Regions from separate parts of the Homo sapiens genome. Here region 1 is linked to region 2. The links are chromatin contacts, found by Hi-C or POLR2A ChIA-PET in ENCODE. All regions are on one chromosome and are shown on one strand. The core of a region is the stretch at or near the end of the contact, and the rest is flanking DNA. Distances in the headings are between cores, read along the strand shown. Region 1 overlaps LOC101929710 (a long non-coding RNA gene). Region 2 overlaps ELL2 (elongation factor for RNA polymerase II 2).

What was found. A loop is a pair of places that touch in the nucleus more often than their neighbours do. ChIA-PET counts read pairs that join two places held with the same protein, here RNA polymerase II (POLR2A). Pooled maps may share reads with other maps.
Region 1: a loop to region 2 is called in a map of Calu3, with 1.9 times the contacts of the local background. The contact joins two enhancer-like sites. A Hi-C loop is called at or near these places in 1 of 168 maps with a recorded cell type or tissue (Calu3), 4 of 37 single-sample maps with no recorded cell type and 4 of 50 pooled maps. POLR2A ChIA-PET finds 5 or more read pairs at or near these places in 1 of 52 experiments (HepG2).

Annotation. Positions count from the first base shown.
Region 1 is chr5:96,175,093-96,178,863 of GRCh38, reverse strand. All of the region lies in intron 1 of LOC101929710 (a long non-coding RNA gene), which reads right to left. It also overlaps a transcript of CAST not described here. Among named protein-coding and RNA genes, the nearest start is that of MIR583, 98 kb to the right of the region's middle. Within about 2 kb of position 1,388, at least 3 of the 41 ENCODE cell types and tissues checked have a DNase peak (open chromatin) inside an H3K27ac peak, as active enhancers do.
Region 2 is chr5:95,894,497-95,897,940 of GRCh38, reverse strand. ELL2 (elongation factor for RNA polymerase II 2) reads left to right here. Exons shown (of 12, transcript NM_012081.6): 9 at 2,250-2,313. Among named protein-coding and RNA genes, the nearest start is that of LINC01554, 44 kb to the right of the region's middle. Within about 2 kb of position 2,045, at least 3 of the 41 ENCODE cell types and tissues checked have a DNase peak (open chromatin) inside an H3K27ac peak, as active enhancers do.

The DNA of each region.
Region 1 (3,771 bases), core at 139-2,638, 280 kb before region 2:
TAAATAGGCCTGTAAAATGTCCAAGTTGAGAGATAAGTGCTCTCTCATCTATGCACCCATTACTCCATCATATTATCCCATGTACCATGCTGGGATTGTCTATCTCCACCTCTGATTTTCCCCAGGAAGGGCTCTCCAAGATAAAAACCTCCCCTTCAGATTGTCTTCAACCAGCCAGTGCTCCCCCATAACAAACAAGGCTCTCCCACTTTTCCTCTTTCTCTCAAAGGCCACCATTAGAGCAGTGCTAACTCACTGAGAAATATCCTGCAAAGACTAGAGCCCATCACCCCTTCTAGAGAAAGCAAAACATGGAACAAAGAAGGAAAGGCTTCTTTTTTTTTCTTCTATTCTATTAGCCCCCTCATTTTCAAAGGCACCATTGTTTCAGGAGAACTGAGTATTTTTTAAAATAAATAAAGAAGTGAATACAATCTTAAGATTCCAACTTATTAACAGAAAACATGTGTAGACCTAAGAATTAAAAATAAATATGTCTTTAAAGATGACCTGGAAGGCTTTTTGTCTGCCAAGAACAGAGTTAAAGACCTCAGAAGGTCTATGTTTTCCCAGAAATACTAGATTACATTGCTAATGATGGGCAAAGGCATTAAATCATGCAGATTCCCCTGCAATTTTATTACTATTTAGGTGAGTTTTATAATGTCCTGAAATAATGGAAGAAATCTTGAGACTGATCTTGGGTTGTGGTTGTGGATATTGAATCTATGGTTTCATCTTTTGGACAAATGTTTCCAGTTCCTACTTTTATGTCCAGATATGTATATTTGAGATGAGTTCTTCTCATGTTTGAATTATATTTTAGTGATCTTGGTTGTGTTGGTATACAAAATATGAATTCATTTTTAGAGCATTTTCCATCAGATATATTTTATGTCAATTGAGTATTTCTAGCGAAGAGTACAGTTCTTCCTTCAATGTTCTTATTTGTTCAAAATTACAGGAAGATTTCTGAAAGTTGTTAAGAATCAACAGGGGAATCACTAGCTGCAAAACGTCTCCAAACGGACCAGAGTGAGTTGCAGAACCAGAAGCAGCTCGGCTTGCTAAGGAGAAATTGATGTTGTCCTCAGCACTCATTGACTTGTCTGGTTTTCACATGACAAATAAACAGATGAATCAGTTCCTCCTTTTTCTAAGAGATTTTACATGCTTAAGGTCAGAAATTAACCAAAGAAAAACCGGTTTTATAAGTATGAGCTGACTAGATGCCACAGTGATTCATTTCAAAGGTGCTGGCTATTTTCAAACTGCTGAGAGACCTTGCCATTCCCTGAACTTGGGAGGCTTGTTCTAGCACATGCACATATTCAGCTTGCTATATGAGCAAAAGTGAGATCATACGGGTTGATCCTGGCAGAGTCTCTGAAAATGCAGTAATTCATGCTGTCAGTTACTATCAGCAGCAATTTGCTTCTGGATTGGTTCCTGTAAGCACTCATGTGAGCATTCTGCACAAAGGACCAGAGTACAATATTCTCTTGGATTTCAGGGACTTAGTGTGGTTTCAACATATAATCAAAAGTGCCACATAGTTCACCACCTCGCATTTTGTTTTAAAGAGACAGAGGCTTAAAACTGGATTCCTTTCTTTTTTTCCCAAAATAGGAAGTTGGTGGTAATTTGGAATGTATCTTTAGAGCAATCTGTTAGCACTTCAGCAAAATCTACTCCGTTGGTAAAGTGCAGAGTAGATTTTTTAATGAGGGATAATTTCACCATCTCTAAAATTAATAATAATAATCATAATAATAAATTTGCTCAATCACAAAACTAAACTTCTTAGATTCAACTCACATGTGTGACCAACTCTTACTTTAGGGCAAATGCATTAAGACATGAAAAGTTATTTGAATTCTTAAGTATTATAATAGCATATACTCCCAGTTTGGTACAATTTCCAAAAAGTTCTATGACAGAGAAATTTAGATGATGCAGTCCTAAGCTTAAAGGCACATTATTAAAGAATCTCTGCAAAACAATGTAATTCCATTGAGCTCCAAATTATTTAAGAAAGCAGTAGCAGCCTCACTACCAATTTACTGCTCTACTAATTTAATTAACACCATTGAGAACTCATGCGATACAGGGTTATGAAAAGGTCCTTATCAGAAGGGGCTCAGGAAGAAAGAAAAGCCAGTCCTTGTGACTGACAAACTTTTAGTTTAGTTTCACTCAGAAAAGTGAAAGTATGCCAAAATCTCAAGTGGCATTGTCAAAAATATACATATTCTTTGGTGTTAACCTGTGACTTCTCAAGTGTTACCAGTTGAAAAATTGCTTCCATATTGCATCAAACTCAAAAATCCTCAAAAACTTGGCATCTTACCTAAGAATTTCTTAGTTTGCTATCTACCTTGCCCCCTAGAATGTAGACAGAATGAAGGTGGGGACTTCTGTCTGTTCACTGATGTATTCCCAGTGCCTAAAACAGTGCATAGCACATAAGGCACTTCATAAAGTTTTGCTGAATTAATGAATAAAAGTTGTCCTTTTCCTCAGCCTAAAATCTTCAGCAAAGCTTATCTGTAATCAGCTCCTGCTCCTTTCTCTAGACTGCCTTCTCTTTTATCACTTTATCTCTTGAACTATACACTTCAGCCAAATGCAAATTATTGGCAGTTCCCCAAATGTACCACATTCTCTCTCTCTCCGAAGGCCTTTGCACATGTTCCTCTGTGTAGAAGACTTTTCTGTCTTGTCCTCCTATTCCCTGGGCCTGGGAAAATTCTCTTTGTCCTTCAGATCACAGTTTAGAAACCTCTTATTTCAGAAAGCCTTACCTAGCCTCCAAAATAGAGCTAGACGAGCCCTTAGCTCCCTGTAATTTCCGCTATGGTAGCACTTACCCACTTGGACTATTATTGCTGCAAGGAAATAACATTACTAGAGGCGGAATGATGTTTGTGAAATTATACATCAGCAGTTGCACTTCAAACAGGACCTCATAAAGGAATTAACTCTGTACTCTTAGTGCTGGAATAGGAATATTTAAGAAAAATAACCAGGATGTATTAGAAAAGCATCACAAAAGTTTGAGCAAACTAACACATATTTAAACATACTGCTCTATCTCACTGAGTGGAAGCATCACTCTAGTCTAACCACTAAAACAAAAACATGCATGGCATCCATGTGAAACACTAACACACATTGTTCCATAGATAGTTGCTTCATGTCATTCAGGTCACAGCAACAACGTCACGCTTTTAGAAAGGACATCACTGACCAACGTTGTGTAAAGTTACCCCAATTAATTTATAGCCCATTGCCCTGTTTACCATCTAAATTACATGTCTATCTCTTTGAGATGCTCTCAATCATTTATGTGTTTACTAGTTTATTTTCAATTCTCCATACTAAATAATAGTTTCTATAACAGCAGGGATCTTGTTTGTCTTATTTAGTTCTTTATACCTCCAGAGCCTAAATGAGTCCTTGGCATTCAGTAGATACTCGATAATTTTTTTTAATGCATGTGAAACAAGGAACCTCAAAATCAAAGTAATTTCCATCTTGGCCAGTAGGGTACTTTCACTGGCACTGGTTGCCCAGAACTGAAAGTCCCTTGTACTTCATGCAAAATTCACATGTACTAACCGGCCAACTGATGAGTTCTGTCCAATGACAAACTATTATAGTGTAGTACACTGACTTCATTTAATTGCATGTACTATTTTATAAGTAGCTTATATTACATTTTCTTAGTATACTATTAGAATACCAATAATAAAAATAAGAAAAATCTAT
Region 2 (3,444 bases), core at 796-3,295:
ATTGTGCAGCCTCAGCATGACCTATTATATGCCATTCTTGAACTGATTTAATCAGACACAATTTGCAATAAGAATATTCATTTCCTTCTTTCTCAATGAAACAGGGTCACCCTTGCTTCAATTAATATTAGCACAGGGGAAAGGTCAACTTTTTAATAAATCAGGCCAAGATAAAATTTCATTTGCAGATTCATAACATCATCTTTATTTAGAGTGAAAACACTTTGTCTTTTGCAAGACTGTTGGCTAGCGTTCGCTTAATAGATCTTAAGGTTTAGGGGTTTTTCCCCCAATTTTGAGAGTCCTGTTTTAGTGAACTAACATCAATTGTTATTTGTAAAATTAGCCATTTCAAAGCTTTAGGAGCTTAAATGCTAAATATCTAGAGATCCAAAGAAACTTAAAGCTTTACCTCTAAAGAAAAGCTAATTCATAAAAAGCTTGCTTGCCTAAGATGTCCTGAGTGTTAAAAACTGACAAAATTAGATTTTTCTTATTTAAAAAATATGTCCTCTAAAACTTAATTCCTTGCATGCCACCACATAGAAGATCCAAGTTCACCATTTGGCATTGCTGCCAGTTTTAAAACCAGAATAACTAAGGCAAAATTCCATAGGAAAATATGGCTTTGGAAAAATTACTTTAATGAGTAGAGTTATAAGGAGTGTTGTCTTTCTGTATTTTGCTCATGATTCTGAAAGTCTGTAATCCTTAGATTTAATTGACCATCTTTGCCATATGAGAGAAGCTCTATTTTCTTTTAGTGTTACTTCCAAAGAAGCCGCTGTAGAATATGATATGATATGTGCTTTTCTTGATCTAGATTGGATACATTGCATGTCAAAGCATTTCTGTTTAAATATTTCAGTCAATATAATACTATGTAATGGCACAAAAGGTAGGTGTAAGCTTTTTCCCTCAACACTCTTATAGTTGAATTTGTCAGGTCAGGAAAAGAAATGAAGTAGAACTCTATGTTCAGAGTTCATAAGCCACTGGGTAAACTCCACTCTCCACACTTTCCACCCTCAGGTGGTGCTTCTGAGTCAAAGGCTAGAGACAGGAAAACTGGATTTCAGTATGTTGAGATCTACATCAGAGTTCCAAGTGTTCTCAGAGTTGGAGACCTGGAGAAGCAGACTTAGTCTCTTTGAATTCTTTACTGAGGATATAGTAACTTTCAGAACCAGTTGCGATAATTACAAAGTTAGGAAAGCTCTAGACCCACATCCCCTGCATTTTTTGGAATTTATCTGGTGTCTATGGCAGAAGGGAAGCCAGGTGACCTGCACTTGATGCCTTTCTCTTTAAGACTCAGACTATCGTAAAAGCATGTTCTTTTACCCAAGCATGAATTTATAGGTGAGCAGCATGCACTCAGAGTCTATGTATTAATATTTGTTTAGGGTACTTTGTCCTTTAAAATATTAAACCGAGAAATTACCTAACATTCACTTTTATATGTTTTGCCAGTGGGCATGATTAGGGTTTGAGTTATCAGTTTAACCCTACTTTCAATGATAAAAAATTACCCTGATAAAGAATCTAAACATATCCTCTGGACATGGTGCATTTAAGCAAATGGCATACTGAGGGATTTACATACTTTCACTGTGTAGCCACAATGTTTAGCACTTCTTTTGTCCTTAAAAAAAAAAAAATCTGTTTAGTGTTATGAGTGCTAGAGATTATAGGAATATAAATCGACATTCAATAATACCTTATTTTAAATTACTTTAAACCAATGGGAAAACTTTCTACCAAATTCCACTGTCTGCATACAAAAAAGGGAGGCAATAAAAATACAGTGACCAAAGCAGTCGGCTACCTGACTCTATTGTCTCATCCGCCTTGTTTGAATCCCATGAAAAGTAGATGTTGATGTAAAATTTGTATCTCCCATTGTCTGGCTGCATCTGCCACCACAATCTTTGAATTGCTGGGCAGATGCCACAACTGTTGTTGAAAGAATAGAAGACTGACCTTGGGTTAAGATGGAATTCCTTTATTGTGCAGACACTGCAGTAGCCAGGGTGCTTTAAATGCCTGGCGTCGGTTCTGCTGGCGCTGGTCATAGGGCCTCTATTGTTCATGTTCAATTGTATTCCTTGCTCACTGTTGCTTATTGAGATGGAAGAATAGAATTTGAGGAAAAGTGTTCCAGATGTTTCTAATCTATTTTAGAATTACAGGCATTTGATAACCTTCGTAGTTGATGAATGCTCTGATTTTGTTTTTTTTCTTCATAGGAGTTAAAGAGGATTGCACTGCCTCCATGGAACCTTCAGCAATTGAACTCCCAGATTATTTGATGTAAGTTCATATGTCTGCCAATGGAGAGAGCGGCTTAATTTTAGAAAGTTTGCAAATTCTTTTCCCATAATTTGCAAATCAGAAAAGTAAGAAGTTCCAGAAATAGAGTCCTGGAGCCACCCTTGCAATTGAAAGGCTGCCATTTAGCCTGCTCATCCCAAATCTACCCTTGTCTGCATGAGCAGGTTGTGCCTCCCCCCGCTCTGAGCTGTATTCGTTGGCCTTTAAGTATAGAGAATCCTGTCCTTTGTTCTGGGGCCAGGCTAAGCATTTGATTATGAAAGATTTTAGGGATCTGACTCTTCAAAGCTGACAGTCTTATCAATGCACAGTCATTCACTTGGGTCCCCCAAAGGGATGGTTTACTGCTGACAAAGTGCTTGAACCTCTGCACATAATAATACAAAGTGTAAAGATAGATTGATTTTTATTTAAGTTCTGCCCTCAAATTAATTTTTAGAGGAGATAAGAGTAAAATCTGATCATTTCAATTTAGTAATGGTTATAATGTTTTCTTGTTGTGACAACAAGTTGCTAAATGCTGAGCTGGGGACATTTTTGTAACTGGTTATCACAGAAATTATAACTTGGACACATAATTCTAGCTTTTTTGCAGAATAAAAGGCCTCTGTAAGAAGAAAATAATTAAGTTGCAAGAGCCTGGAAAAATGGAGAGGGAAAGAGCAAACAAATCTGACTTTGGATAGCTTTGAAAATGAACAAATGTGCAAAATAGCTAGAATGTAAAAGGGAAAATGGAATCTGGGCTGTCTGAACACTTTTTTTCTATTAGTAGCATCTCATGGTGGACAATGTTAAACTATGCTGTTTAGCCCTTTTCATTTCCAGAGTAAAGATCATTTTAGATTTAAAATGTGTTACTTCTGCTTAACAGTAGTGTGAAAGCTATACTTATTGGGGAATGATACAGTATGAAACCATAATGCTGGTTATCATCTCTTAACTAACAGGAACTTGAGAAACCTTGCTGAGTACCCTCTCATCTGAGGTAGTGTATGGTTTTAGAGTTCTCTAGGAGGGCCTTGAAAGGCAGCTATCACCTACCACTTAGTTGGCCCAGGAAGGGTCAGTTGTCTGCAGCCAGTCTTCCAGGACAGCCTCTGGCTCTGC